Linked DNA regions of Homo sapiens: all the other regions are linked to region 1. A link is a loop called in an ENCODE intact Hi-C map of the cell type or tissue named here. Cell type or tissue: HCT116. All regions are shown on one strand.

Evidence for each region. Hi-C counts contacts between places; a loop is a spot of excess contacts. Peaks named below come from ENCODE experiments on the same cell type or tissue, not always from the same donor. Only the 100,000 strongest peaks of a DNase experiment are listed, where the experiment ranks them.
Region 2: it touches region 1 in a loop (5-fold over the local background); 2 of 110 quality-filtered maps call a loop at or near these places.
Region 3: it touches region 1 in a loop (9-fold over the local background); 2 of 110 quality-filtered maps call a loop at or near these places.

What each region holds. Positions count from the first base shown.
Region 1 is chr17:68,757,873-68,762,872 of GRCh38, reverse strand. No RefSeq gene overlaps it. Among named protein-coding and RNA genes, the nearest start is that of LINC01482, 130 kb to the right of the region's middle. In HCT116, a CTCF peak has its summit at 2,801; DNase peaks (open chromatin) are centred at 2,842 and 3,282; H3K4me3 peaks cover 799 bases; H3K27ac peaks cover 1,097 bases.
Region 2 is chr17:67,961,450-67,966,449 of GRCh38, reverse strand. BPTF (bromodomain PHD finger transcription factor) reads right to left here. Exons shown (of 28, transcript NM_182641.4): 25 at 2,046-2,238. Among named protein-coding and RNA genes, the nearest start is that of C17orf58, 33 kb to the left of the region's middle. In HCT116, a CTCF peak has its summit at 3,029 (motif pointing left); a DNase peak (open chromatin) is centred at 3,009; H3K27ac peaks cover 439 bases.
Region 3 is chr17:68,433,474-68,438,473 of GRCh38, reverse strand. It overlaps WIPI1 (WD repeat domain, phosphoinositide interacting 1), which reads left to right. Exons shown (of 13, transcript NM_017983.7): 5 at 1,995-2,092; 6 at 2,762-2,854; 7 at 3,848-3,918; 8 at 4,899-5,000. It also overlaps a transcript of ARSG not described here and a transcript of PRKAR1A not described here. Among named protein-coding and RNA genes, the nearest start is that of MIR635, 11 kb to the right of the region's middle. RefSeq lists a silencer at 128-217 and an enhancer at 1,934-2,434. In HCT116, a CTCF peak has its summit at 1,913 (motif pointing right); DNase peaks (open chromatin) are centred at 1,913 and 2,323; H3K27ac peaks cover 476 bases.

The DNA of each region.
Region 1 (5,000 bases):
TAATAACATTTTATTTTTCCCATATGTCCAAAATTTTATCATTCCAAGATGCAATTGATATAAAAACCAATTATTATTTATGAAACATTTTACATTCTGGGGCAGGCATGGTGGCTCACACCTGTAAATCCAGCACTTTGGGAGGTTAAGGCAGGAGGATCGCTTGTGTCCAGGAGTTTGAGACCAGCCTGGGCAATATAGCGAGACTCTGTCTCTACAAACAATAACAAATTAAAAAATTAGCCAGGCATGGTGGTGCATGCCTGTATTCCCAGCTACTCAGGAGACTGAGGCAGGAGGATTGCTTGAGCTTGGGAGGTTGAGGCTGCAGTGGGTTGTGACTGTACCACTGCACTCCAGCCTGGGCAATAGAGTGAGAGTAAGACTTTGCCTCAAAAAAAAATTACATTCTAGTTTTAATGAGACTTTCATTATATTACGTCTGTGAATATGTATGCATTTGTGAATAAATAAAATAAATGTGTTACTACAGGCATTTCAAAAAGTTTGCAAGCCACTGCTGCCTTAAGGAGAACAAGTCTTTGCTACACATGCAAACTCAGACCTATTGAATGACATTAATCTTAATAATCTTAAAAACCTAAGAGAAAAGAGAATTGTAGAGTGTCACATCATTCTAATGCTCATCAATTATATAGCAGTTCTACACACAGCACATTTTGAATTAACCGTATGCATCTGATTAGAGTTTTTCAAACAGATGAGTTATGATGTGAACCACTATAATATGCAAGACTATGTCACATGGTACATAGGATAATTTTTTAAATTTTGTGTTTATATTAGGAAAATATACCTAGCACATTCAATAGCAATGGAAATGGACAGTGAACAGTTGGAGTTAGGGAAATATTGAAATATCTGGCTGGATGAGTTGCAGAAACTAGAGATACACACCAATAAATATGTCCTCTCTGCTGTCTATAGAGATGACGTAGCTTCTACTTCCTTCCTTAGCAGACTCTCTGGGATTTTTTCCTCCTTTGCCATTTGAACAGAGAATCCCAGAGAAATCCAATTTCCCCCTTTTTCTTTCCAGCAAGAGCAAACACCAAGAGACTTGGCCATTTCTTATCCTCCTCTTCCGTGCTTTCTGAGTGTCTATAAAGGAGAGATTCTTGGTGTTTGAAGACCACAGATGCCTCCTTCAAAAGTCACATGAAGGACTGGGCCTGTGGGCCTCGTGGCTCATGCCTGTAATCCCAGTGCTTTAGGAAACCATGGTAGGAGGATCCCTTGAACCCAGGAGCTACCCAGGTGTTTGAGGTTACAGTGAGCTGTAATCATGCCATTGCACTCCAGCCTGAACAACAGAGCAAGATCGTGTCTCAAAAAAAAAAAAAAAAAATTACACGAGGTGAAACCCCAGAAAATTCATCAAAATATCAAAATAGTGTGGAGTCTTGTGGAGTCTTTTTTTTAAAAAACAGATTCAAATAGGAGAGCTATCCGGACTACCCATTCCTGCTTCTAACTTCTGCCAGAAGTACTGGACAGAAAAATACCAATGTCAAAGGACAAAGGGTGTCACTCCTGGGAAGGAGCTCTGACCAGCCTTTTAAACTTTGCCTTACCTTGCATGGCAAAGAGTTCTGATTAGAGAATTGCAAACACTTGCAGGCGAATATCCTGCAATAGCAACAACAGCAACCCTGGGAAAACACCCTATTTACTATGAAACGTATTCTACATGTCTTCGTTATGATGGTACTGGGGGAAGTCATACAATGCATATGGTAGGCTGGTAGCAACACATCAGAATCTAACCCAATGTTACAAGGAATATAACTAGAAATGGTAATGCACCTGGTCCAACCTGAAGTGTTGTTGAATCCATATTAATGAATCAAATGAAAAATTATTTATATCTGTTAATGTTCAAAAATATATTTTTCACCTATGCTAATGTTGCTATCAGTTATGGTTAGGTTTTGTTTGTTTGTTTGTTTGTTTGTTTGTTTGTTTTTGAGACGGAGTCTCGCTCTGTCGCCCAGGCTGGAGTGCCGTGGCACAATCTCGGCTCACTGCAAGCTCCGCCTCCCGGGTTCACGCCATTCTCCTGCCTCAGCCTCCCGAGTAGCTGGGACTACAGGAGCCCGCCACCACACCCAGCTAATTTTTTGCATTTTTAGTAGAGACGGGGGTTTCACCGTGTTACCAGGTGGTCTCAATCTCCTGACCTCGTGATCCGCCTGCCTCGGCCTCCCAAAGTGCTGGGATTACAGGCCTGAGCCACCACGCCCGGCCAAGAGTGATGGTTTATGTGTCGACTTGGGCTAGTACCAGTTATTTAACCAAACACTGGTCTAGATGTTGCGGTGAACGTATTTTGCAGATATGATTAACATCCAAAATCAGCTGACTTAAAGTAAAGGAGACTATCCTAGATAAAATTTGTCGACCTCATTCAATCAATTGGAGGCCTAAAGAGAAAAAAACTGAGACTTCCCAGGGAAGAAATTTTGCCTCAAGATGGCAACATCAACTCCTGCCTGAGTTTGCAGCCTGCGGCTTGTCCTACAAATTTCCAACTTTCCAGCCCCTACATTTGCACCAGCCAATTCCTTAAAATAAATTTCTCCATCTTATGCACGCATATGCTCTTGGTTCTGTTTCTCTGGGGAACTCTGATTGATTTATTACATTTTGCTAAAAAATAATTCCGGGTGTCAAGACACAACCCAGGCCTGATAGTGCTGCTTTTTGTTGCAAAAGGGAACCAGTCCCATTTGCTCCATCCCTCGGAACTGCTGATCATGTCAAGTAGGGCTCGGCAGTGCTCACACACAACTCAAGGTGGCGTTCATGCTCTACTAGAAAGAGCCAGGCTTCCTAGTTGCCGGCCACGCCTCACAGACTTTTCCCCTCAGATTTCAAGACAGCCCAGTGACTCAGCAATGGGAAAGAGAAAGCATAAAATTTGGACCGTGAATACTGCAAACATATCCAACACTATCAACAGGAAAATTCACTTTGGGAATGAATGCTTTCTTGGGAGCCCCATTTCTTTGGTAGGATTTAACCTACTCTAAGCAAATAGTCACTCGGACAGTCCTACAAAATCCCCCACATAATAGGAATATGGTTAACTCGCCATTTTGTCTTGTTTCTGCCTGCCACAAAAGCTAGGCCACCTACTCATTGTTCTAGATTTTCTTACTTTTCAAGTTTTCAGGGTTGTCTTTTGGAAATTTAAGCCCCTGGAGCCCGAGGGTGCTGCACGCATGCCTGCATGTTCATGCACACAGGGCATGACTCACCCTGACCCCAGGATGTCAGCTGCCCTACCCGCGGTCCTGGAGAGACAGACACTGCCTGTGCCTGCTCTGCAAACCCCTTGGTTAATCCTGCTGGTGGCCAGGACCATAACCTGCCATTAGGCCATGTCCTTGACCACAGAGTGCAAAACAGTTTAATGGTACAGGCTTGTTTAATCCCTGTATTGTTTTGCAAGATAAGTTTGAGATGTCTTTACTTTTTAAATTTCTGCTTTGCATGTGGGGAAACAGGACCAGATATGCTGAACGTAACGCAGTGATTCAGAATTAGAATGAAGGACTCTTACCTTCAGTTAAAGGTGCTAACCTCCCTAAATCTCTCCCACGAAAGTCTTCCCTTTTCCCCGCCACTGCTGACCTTCACCGTATACATATAGTATTTGCTTGTTTATTTTTTAGAGTGTACACATTTACATAAGCACACAGATCAATGTCTGTGTTCCTGCAGTTTTAAACCATGTGCCAATGGTGCAGTGTTACTGCCATGACCCGAAATTAGAATCTTTTACATTAGAATCTGACTTTTACAATATACACACAGTCTCCCTCTTAAAGATACATAATTCAGAATAGCAGGTGGAAAGCCCTGAGAAATCCTATCCAAAATAAAAAATGTAATTCTATTTAATCACATAATTTCTTAATTTACTTGAACAGAGATCATTTTTTTTGCACTGTACTCTTTAATTTAACATCAGTAACATTCCCTGTAGCACCCTTTTGGAAATGCTGAATAAAATTAGAATTTTTTTATAACATAAAGTTAGGTGTGTAGACAGTGACCACCCCTCCCCTCCAATAGTCCACCTTACTATGCAGAGGAATTTCAGAGTTCACAGAATTAGTCTTAGAGATAGTTGGATTTCTGTGGCTTCCCAAAGCATCCCAATGGTTGACAAAAGCCAAATCCCATAGCAGTTTTCTAATCCTGAAATTAAGGAGCAGAGATCAGCTTACGTGGGTTAAATAGCACTCTCTTGGACTTTGGATAGGCCCTTCCCTTCCTAAGCACACAGGCATCTCCCAAGGTCCCCTTGAGGCCCCTCCAGCTGTTCCAGCCTTGGCATCAACAGGTGACTCCCACTCCTAATCCTTTGGAAATGTCCTCCAGCCATTTTCATTCCCTTAATTCTTGAAAGGTGACTTGATTACTGGGATATTCCTAAAAATCCACTACATTTTTTACTTTTTTTTAATTTTCATTTTAAATTCTAGGGTATATGTGCAGGATGTGCAGGTTTGTTACATAGGTAAACAAGTGCCATGGTGGTTTGCTGCACCTGTCAACACATCATCTGGGTATTAAGCCCAGCATGCATGAGCTATTTTTCCTAATGCTCTCCCTCCCCACATCCCACTCCCTGACAGGCCCCAGTGTGTGTTGTTCTGCTCCCTGTGTCCATCTGTTCTCATTGTTCAGCTCCCACTTATGAGTGAGAACATGTGGTGTTTGGTTTTCTGTTCCTACATTAGTTTGCTGAGGATAATGACTTCCAGCTCCATCCATGTCCCTGCAAAGGACATGATCTTGTTCCTTTTCATGGCTGCATAGTATTCCATGGTGTATACATACCACATTTTCTTTATCCAGTCTATCATTGATGAGCACTTGGGTTGATTCCATGTCTTTGCTATTGTGAATAGTGCTACAATAAACATATGCATGCATGCATCTTTGTAATAGAACGATTTATATTTTTT
Region 2 (5,000 bases), 800 kb after region 1:
TATATTAAGTGATTTCTGCTCTAGTAATAGTTACCTAAGATGAGCTTCCTCTACAATAATGGTACTCAAAGGCTGGTCAGAAGACTTTGTGTTGGGAATGGAGCACAAGCTTAGAAGTCACAAAATCAGTATTCTGGGCCCTACATGATGAGCCGTCACTGAGTGATGCTGGCATTGCAATCGCTTCTGTCAACAGGTGGGATGGGTTCAAAGTGTGGAATCATTACCACAGCTGGTTAATGATGAGGTAGCAGAGACGTGATGTTAGATAACATTCAAGCACACATTGAGACTATGATTCTCTTTTTAGTTACTTCAATTCTTCTGATTATGATAACGACAGGAGAAAGTTTCAATCCAGTGCACTATATCCTTTTATTTCCCCCCACTTTTTTGAGACAGGGTCTCGCTCTGTCATTCAGGCTGGTGTCGAGTGGCGTGATCATAGCTCACTGTAACCTCCTGTGCTCAAGTGATCCTCTCACCTCAGCCTCCCAAGTAGCTGGGATTACAAGTGCGTGCCAACATGTGCAGCTCATTTTTTTTTAATGTTTTGTAGAGGTGGGGGTCTCACTTTGTTGCCCAGGTTGGTCTCTAACTCGTCAACTCAAGTGATCCTCCTGCCCTGGCCTCCCAAAGTGTTGGGATTATAGATGTGAGCAACCACACTGGCTTTCTGTGTCTTCAGTACATCTGTATCACTTGATAATCCTGCAAACCATCCCTATCCTGTTATTCTTTTTGTTCTGAGATGGAGTCTCACACTGTCACCTGGGCTAGAGTGCCGTGGCTCGATCTTGGCTCACTGCAACCTCTGCCTCCCGGGTTCAAGAGATTCTCCTGCCTCAGCCTCCTTAGTAGCTGGGATTACAGGTGTGCACCACCGTACCTGGCTGATTTTTAAAAAATTTTTTTGTAGAGATGGGGTCTCACTTTGCTGCCCAGGTTGGTCTCTAACTCATTGACTCAAGTGATCCTCCTGCCTTGGCCTCCCACAGTGCTGGGATTATAGGTGTGAGCAACCACACTGGCTTTCTATGTCTTCAATATATCTCTATCACTTGCTAATCCTGCAAACCATCTCGATCCCGTTTTTCTTTTTTTTCTGAGACAGAGTCTCACACTGTCACCTGGGCTAGAGTGCCGTGGCTCGATCTTGGCTCACTGCAACCTCCGCCTCCCGGGTTCAAGCTATTCTCCTACCTCAGCCTCCCTAGTAGTTGGGATTACTGGTGCGCCCCACCGCACCTGGCTAATTTTTTGTATTTTTAGTAGAGAGATGGGGTTTCATCCTTTTGGCCAGTCTGGTCTCGAACTCCTGACCTTGTGATCCACCCGCCTCAGCCTCCCCAAGTGCTGGGATTACAGGTGTTAGCCACCACGCCCAGTCCCCTTTTTGTTTTTCATAAGGAAAAGAATAACTATAATCTTTTTTTTTTTTTTTTTTTTTTGCGATGGAGTCTCACACTCTCGCCCAGGTTGGAGTGCAGTGGCGCCATCTCGGCTCACTGCAAGCTCTGCCTCCCGGGTTCATGCCATTCTCCTGCCTCAACCTCCGGAGTAGCTAGGACTACAGGCGCCCGCCACCACGCCCAGCTAATTTTTTGTATTTTTAGTAGAGACGGGGTTTCACCGTGTTAGCCAGGATGGTCTGATCTCCTGACCTTGTGATCCGCCCACCTTGGCCTCCCAAAGTGCTGGGATTACAGGCATGAGCCACCATGCCCGGCCAAGAACAACTATAATCTAATCATACTGCTTCTCAATCCATGGGGGTGAGAGGAAGTCTCCTTAAAAATAAAATGTATAAAGAAGTGAGTCATGTTAACACTCTTGTGAGTGTGAGATAAGCTGACGTGGTGTGGGGATATGGTAAAGCTCATGGCACTGGTACGTGAAGGACTGCAGTTTGTTAGGCACTTCACTAGACTAGCTGGGAGTCAGTAAATAATCATTCTAAGATTGGAAACTTGAAATCCTAGAAATGCTTCCAAAATTATGCTGGCTGATTTCATTTTGAAATGCTGCACACAGAGGGGTCTCACCTGTAAGGAACGGAGCACCCTCTTCAACCCCTCATAATCCTTCTCTGTTAGTGGCGTGAGCACTGTCATGGCATCCTCTGTTGACTGGCACTGTGGACAGACATACTCATCAATGAGCTCTGCCTCACTTTGCAAGATGCCAACGCAGCGCCCATGGTACCAATTCTGACACCGATCACAGCCAATATAAAATCTGCAAGATCCGAAATGGAAATGTGAGTTCAAAACACATGGGATGATGTTACTTATAATAAAGCATGCACCTGAAAATTTGCTAAACCCTGGGATATAAAATAGTTTTAGTATTATGGTTTTAATACTTTCAAGATTGACATTCCAGTTCATTAATTTAGTATTTTTGATGTTAAGAACAAGCAGTAAAAAAATTTATAAGAACACTGTGTAATACTGGAGAACCAATTTAAAGATAAATATGAAACATTCAATTGATTTTAAAGCTGAAAACAAAGCCAAAAATCTTTCAACTAGTACTGTACCATATGGGTGTTCAAAATCCTATAAGCTAATAACAGAGTCTCAGAGCTTGTACCCAAATTAGTGTTTTTCTAACCTACAATAAAGCACCATTTCAAACACTGATAAAGTCCAAACAAGTCAGGCTATTTTAATCTCATTAATTTCTATGTTACATATTGAAGAATCAAATCTACCATTAAACCACATTTTCCCCAATGTGTCTCAAACATTCACTATGAAGCAAGATAAATTTTGAAGGGTAGGTAAAAAGGGAAAAAGAGAAAAATGAAAAGGAATTTGTAATGTAAGTGTATAATAAATGTAGAAAAAAATCTGCTTTTTATTTTAAAATAAATAAGTAACCAGTCAGAGCAATTTGGCTTCCTAAATTATTAAATATGATGCTCTTATCAGAACTCACTGTGACTCATCATAAGGTGTTCTGCAGATACAGTACAATTCCTCACTGCTGCCCTCTTGTGCCCGTTTACAATCATTACAGATGTACACATCCATTTTCTTAGCCTCCTTTTCTGTGATGCCAACACATTCTCCATGATACCAGTTAGTACAAAGATCACAGCCAATATAGAACCTAAAAGTATTCACAATGAAAATGACAATGTAATTGTCATTTTGAGCTGCATGGTACTTAAATCTGTCTTCCCTGCCTTGATTCACTTTTTTACAGTGTAACTTCCTGCAATGAGTCAGCTAAACATTTCTGAATCCAACCATTCTACTCCTGGCAAACTCCAGTATCTGATGCTCTATCACATGTGGAAACATAAAGTCACTCACATCAGTTTCAACAAGTACACTGCTTAGTGAAATATGGGTCTTTAAAAACATACTGGAATTTGAAAAAAGAAACAACACATTGATGGTAATGTCTTCCTCTGAATGAATGTGTGTAAAACTGTAACAGGCACAAAAACCAAAGCCAAAGAATCAAAGACTTACATCTGTCAAACCTATTCCACAGAAGCCATTTCAATATCAGGGCTATTTCTTAGATAGGTTTGAAAATGTATCTCACAATTTAAATTTGAAAACAAAGCAAAGCGCAAACACCAAGTAGAAGTTACACTACAAGGAACATGCAGGTCAGCCAGGTGTAGAAGATAAATGGTCAAAATATGATATGAAGAAGAAAACTAAGAAAGTACATAGAGTAATTCAATCTCTACCAGGTTTTCTGAATAAACATTGGAATTTAATCGAATTAAAAATAACCTCTCATAATGGAATATGGCACGGGCCAGTTTTCCTGTTAATATAATGTTTGTGACAATGTGGGCAGTGGCCTGGCTAACTAACGGGCAGGGAACGTGGAAGGAGATGCTTCAGTTCAACACCGGGGACAAGGTGTGGAGAATGATGCAAGGATAGTTATCCAAAGCCTGTGAGGGTCTACACTGCTTGGCAAGGGGGAGCTGTGTAAATGTGTGATTGTGGAGAGCAGAGTGGCCTCTGTAACAAAAGACCTAATGACAAAAGGAAAAGTAAATGTAACAAACGCTTACACAGTGTGTCTATAAGTGTTGATAGGCACTGTGTAGGAACACCATGTCAAAGTCATAGTGAGAATTACCATGAATCACAGGGAACCAGACTGGCCTTGCTGATACCATTGGCACTCTTAGTTCTACCAAGGCATTTCTTGGCAGATTCACCTAGAGGAATGGAAGTCGTCCTCAAGCTTCAAATTGACCTGCTTCATGAATGTGAAGGAATAATATATGGTTATGTAGTTTATCCTGTTACCACTAACTTTTTTCTTTTTTTCTTTTGTCTCGCTGTATAGCCCAGGCTGCAGAGCAGGGGCAGGATCACGGCCCCCTGCAGCCTGGACCTCCCAGGCTCATGTGATCCTCCCACCTCAGCCTCCCGAGTAGCTGGGGCTATAGGCATGCGCCACCAGGCCCGGCTTTTTTTCTTTTCTTTTTTTTTTTTGACAGAGCTTTGCTCTGTCTCCCAGGCTGGAGTACAGTGGCATGATCTCGGCTCACTGCAACCTCAGTCTCCCGGGTTCAAGCGATTCTCCTGACTCGGCCTCCCGAGTAGCTGGGATTACAGGTGTGTGCCACCACATCTGGCTAATTTTTGCATTTTTAGTAGAGACAGGGTTTTGCCATGTTGGCCAGGCTGATCTCGAACTCCTGACCTCAGGTGATCCGTCCACCTCGGCCTCCCAAAGTGTTGGGATTACAGGCATTAGCCACCACGCCTGGCCAATTTTTTGTACAGACGGGGTCTCTCTATGTTGCCCAGACTGGTCTCAAACACCTGGGCTCAAGTGATCCTCCCACTTCGGCCTCCCAAAGTGCTGAGATTACAGGTATGAGCCACGGTGCCCAGCACTTTTTTCTTTTGAACTATGACTCTCACATGATTTTCACTGCCACAGGTGGGGGTCCTCTGAGATAGTTTGTGTGTTATCTCCACAGGGTGATAGGCTGTGTTCTGGAAGGATGT
Region 3 (5,000 bases), 320 kb after region 1:
ACCCAGCACACAAGACAACCAGATCTCCTGACTGCCTTCCCTCCCCAGTTTCACAAGACTAGAATCCCTTCTGCCTGCCTAGCTGTTCTTGAAATTTCATTTGGATAGCAAAGAATTCAGAAGGGGTGAGGAATTGGGGTTTCCAGAGCAAAACTGGAAATGGACGAGTGGCCTCTTCTAAGGCTGGGGCCAGGAATGACCTTGTATCGCCAAAGGGGTGGCAGGGCTGCCAGAACGTGCAGTTAAAGGTTCCGGGGCTCAGCCACTTCCTCCCGTAGCTATGCATGGCAAGTGATAAGAGGACAGCCCTGCTGTGGACTCAGCAAAGCCAGAGCAGGAAATGAGACCTAGGTTCCAACTCTAAATGTTTACTTTCTTTTTCCTTTGCTCTCCTTCCTCAGCAGATTAGTTGAGGTATGTTTCAGCCTGACCTAAAGTTTTTTCTTATACTTTTAGAAGAAACCCACTTAATATACTAACTTGTAATAGACGCCAGTCACTTTTTTTTTTTTTTTTTTTTTTTTTAAGAGAGATGTCTCTCTTGCGTGATCTCAAAGTTTCTGGTAACACTTTGGTTTCTATGGAATTGCTGGAATTCACTGCTATCATGTGCACCTCTATTCATCTAAACCATTGTTTTGAAAATCCTTTACTTAAATGCTCCCTTCTTGAATCCCCTTATAAATAAAAACAGCTTATGTTGGTTCAGTGGTTTGATGGGCTGTTTACTCTTCCGGAATATTATTGAAGCATCTTAAATCCAAAATGTCCTCTTTATTTAGTTTGTCTCAATGTCTAGGCACACCATCTTGACTGCAGACGCAGACCTCAAATAAACTTCCTCCTCGGGAGGTACCCATTTCCCTTATCAAGGCAGGGCATTTGGCTCAGAAATTGCTCGGTTTCTTTTTTTTTTTTTCTTAAGACAGAACCTCACTCTCACCCAGGCTGGAGTGCAGTGGCACTATCTTCACTCACTGCAGCCTCCACCTCCAGGTTTAAGCAATTCTCCTGCCTCAGCCTCCCGAGTAGCTGGGACTACAGGCACATGCAACCACACCTGACTAATTTTTGTATTTTTAATAGAGACAGGGTTTCACTATGTTGGCCAGCCCGATCTCGAACTCCTGACCTCAGGTGACCCACCTGCCTCGGCCTGCCAAAGTGCTGGGATCACAGGTGTGGGCCACCTTGCCTGGCCTGAAATTTCTCAGTTTCTAAATAGGTTCTTGGCAGCTCCTCTTCTCCAACTTGAAGTTACTGGCCAACAGTATATAATCATCTGCAGAAAGACCAATATGTACTGACTTTTCACTATAGGAAGATTTATTTCAGTTTTGAGGAAATCTCTTGTAACCCTAGAGGATAATGGAATTGGAAGAAAAGTAGATGCTGTTTCAGAGTCCTGGGGTAAAATGTAAAAATGAGCAATATATACACACACACACACACACACATATATATATATTTTTTTTTTTTTGAGACGGGGTCTCACTCTGTAGCCCAGGCTGGAGTGCAGTGGCACGATCTCCACTCACTGCAACCTTTGCCTCCTGGGTTCAAGCGATTCTCCTGCCTCAGCCTCCCAAGTAGCTGGGACTATAGGCACGCACCACCATGCCCAGCTATTTGTATTTTTAGTAGAGATGGGGTTTCACCATGTTGGCCAGGCTTGTCTGGAACTCCTGACCTCAAGTGATCCGCCCGCCTCAAAGTGCTGGAATTACAGGCATGAGCCACTGTGCCCGGCAAGTCTCATTGTTTCACTGTAGCAAGGACGCAGCCAGTGTTAAATCAGGAGGTCTTCCCCTGTGAAGTTGCTTTATTGGAAGCCTTAATCAGAAGAATCATCAGCGGAAAGCAGTTGTCTGCAAAGCCATTCCTCCCCTTGCCAGTAGGTGGCACTGTAGCTGTACTGTTTTCAGATGCCCTCTCCAGCCGTGCAATCTCTCCCTTGGCCCCAGGCTTCTCATGTTCTGTTTCTTCTTTGCCAGGTCTATGTGCTCTCTCTATCAACCATTCCAATTCTTACCTGGCCTATCCTGGAAGCCTGACTTCAGGGGAGATTGTGCTTTATGATGGAAACTCCCTGGTAAGTTGACGGTGACCTGGCTGAGCCAACCCACCTGCCTTGGCTGTGTGGTCATGGAAGGAGATAGATAAGGACGCCCTGCCGTCGGGGGCTGGAGGCGGTGGGAGTAAGCAATACTGGGGAGTTGTTCAAGAGAAGGTGATACTATTTCCCCTCGGGCTTGCTGTGAGTCAACCTCACCATAAGCCAGCTGGCCAGGCCAAGTTAGACATCTGCAGCATAATGAAAACCACTTGCCAGCAGGGGGCCAGTTGTCTCCCTGAATGTGTCACCCTGTCCCATGCCACAGCCTGAGACAGTGTGCAGGTGTTTCATATTCCCTGCCCTCTGGTCTCTGAGGCATCCCTGAGCGGGACAAGATTGCTGTGGGAAGTTGCCTAAAGATGCGTGCAGGGCGCGCCTGCGACGGCATCACACTGCATCAGGTGCTCCGTTCGTGGCCACCTTCCCAAGGGCAGGAAAAGGGATGGAAATGGAGTGGCCCTTGAAGCCAAATCTTGATTCACCAGAAAATGACACACAGCTTACATGCAGATGGCCTGGGGGACAGAGGAAGAGACAGGGAGCTGGACAAAGGAGGGAGAAAGGAGAAAAGAGGAAGGGGAGGGAGGTGAAATCCATCTTCCCTCCTCCGCAGCATCTGTATCCATTTTTCCTTTTCACCAACAGAAAACAGTCTGCACTATTGCTGCCCATGAGGGAACACTAGCTGCCATCACCTTCAATGCCTCAGGCTCCAAACTAGCAAGTGCGTCTGAAAAAGTGAGTCCACTCCCACCAACACCTCTGTCTGGGTTTCGCTGGATGGCTCCTGCCGTGCGCAGGGATGGGATTGAACAAACCTGGTGACATGAAGACTGACTGGTCTCTGGGCCCACTCAGAATTTGTTTCAGAGGGAGAATTTCTGGCCTCTGCATGTGTGGTATATTCATGCATTTGTTAATTCAATAGGCCAGGGGCCTGCAATATGCAAGATACAAGACACTTTGCATGAAAACTCGTGGTCTTATGAAGAAATGTACGTGTACATCAGCCGTAGAGACGGACAAATGCTACACCTTATAAACACAGTACAGTGCAAACCAAATGCTTTACTTTGCTATTTAGAGAAATTGATGTCTTCTGCCTGGAATAATCAGAGAAAGTGATCCAATTGAATTTTTTTTTTTTTTTTGAGGTGGAGTCTAGCTCTGTCGCCCAGGCTGGAGTGCAATGGCGCAATCTCGGCTCACTGCAACCTCCGCCTCCCAGGTTTAAGTGATTCTCCTGCCTCAGCCTCCCGAGTAGCTGAGATTACAGGCACATGCTGCCACGCCTGGCTAATTTTTTGTATTTTAGTGGAGACGGGGTTTCACTTCACTGTGTTGCCCAGGCTGGTCTTGAATTCCTGAGCTCAGGCAATCCACCCGCCTTGGCCTCCCAAAGTGCTAGGATTACAGGCGTGAGCCACCACACCCGGCCTCAAATTGAAATTCTAAGAAACCAGAGCAGTTGGGTGAACACACACATGCACACACACATACACGCAGAGCCTTGGGCACAGGTGGAAGGGAAAAGGTAGACAGAGGGTGTTTATAACATTTTCCAAGAATTGTTGATATGGCACATAAATAAACATGCCTCTATGCTCAACGTGGTGTTCTTCCTCCTCAGAGACAGATGTTCAAAACCAATAAAACAAACTCCTCTCTAAAGGGACATCTCTGTGTAAAGCCACTAATGGTTATGAAATGTCCACCTGCTTTCTTTTCCAGGGCACAGTCATCCGGGTGTTCTCTGTCCCTGATGGGCAAAAGCTCTATGAGTTCCGGAGAGGGATGAAAAGGTCTGTGTTCAATGTCAAACCCATTTTAAAGTCCCCGCAGAAGTCCCGCAGGGACCGCTGGCAGCTGTCTAGGGAGAGGACAGAGAGTGGCTCTGTGCCCTCCACTCACCTGGAGGAAGTGTAACTACTCTCCCAGGTAATTGACTCCCAGGCTTTACTTAGGGCTCAGCAAAACTGAAAGCCGAGATGCTGTTTTAACACAGTTCAGCCGTGAGAGTCCCTTTTTGATGTGTGTGTGGGCGGCCGGCACAGGAGAAATGAGAGAGCCAGGGAGTCACAATCCAAAAATAATTTCTGATTTCCTTCCATGGAAATAAAGGACGATGTAAAGTGTGACTGTTTGGGATCTTATCGGATGTAGGTTTGCAGCCAGATCAGTGCACAGAGCAACTGGAAGATTCCAAGATGCCAGGAAGGCACAGTTCCTCCCTTCTGCTGACAGAGGCAGGGCTATACCTTGTTTCTTCTCACATAAATAAGACTATGGGCCGGGCGCGGTGGCTCACGTCTGTAATCCCAGCACTCTGGGAGGCCAAGGCAGGCAGATCACCTGAGGACCAGCCTGGCCAACATGGTGAAACACCGTCTCTACTAAAAATACAAAAATTAGCTGGGTGTGGTGGTGTGTGCCTGTAATCCCAGCTACTTGGGAGGCTGAGGCAGGAGAATCGCTTGAACCCAGGAGGTAGAGGTTGCAGTGAGTTGAGATCAAGCCACCGTACTCCAGCCTGGGCAACAGAGCGAGAGACTCTGTCTCAAAAAAAAAAAAAAAAAAAAAAAAAAAAAAAAAAAAAACTATGACCCTTTGTGAATCTTTCTGACATTAATTTCTAAATATGAGCACCACAGTGTTTAAGGGATCTGGGTCTACCTAGGCTCTTCAGGATACATCTGATTTTCTTATAAAGCTGATCTCTGAGTTATAAGGCCATAACTCCCATTTCTCTTGCTCACTGACCCATGTGTTGCTGTGCTTGTAGGTATGTGACAATCAGCTCTCTAGTGTTCAGTATGGATTCACAATTCCTCTGCGCCTCCAGTAACACCGAGACGGTACACATCTTCAAGCTGGAACAGGTCAC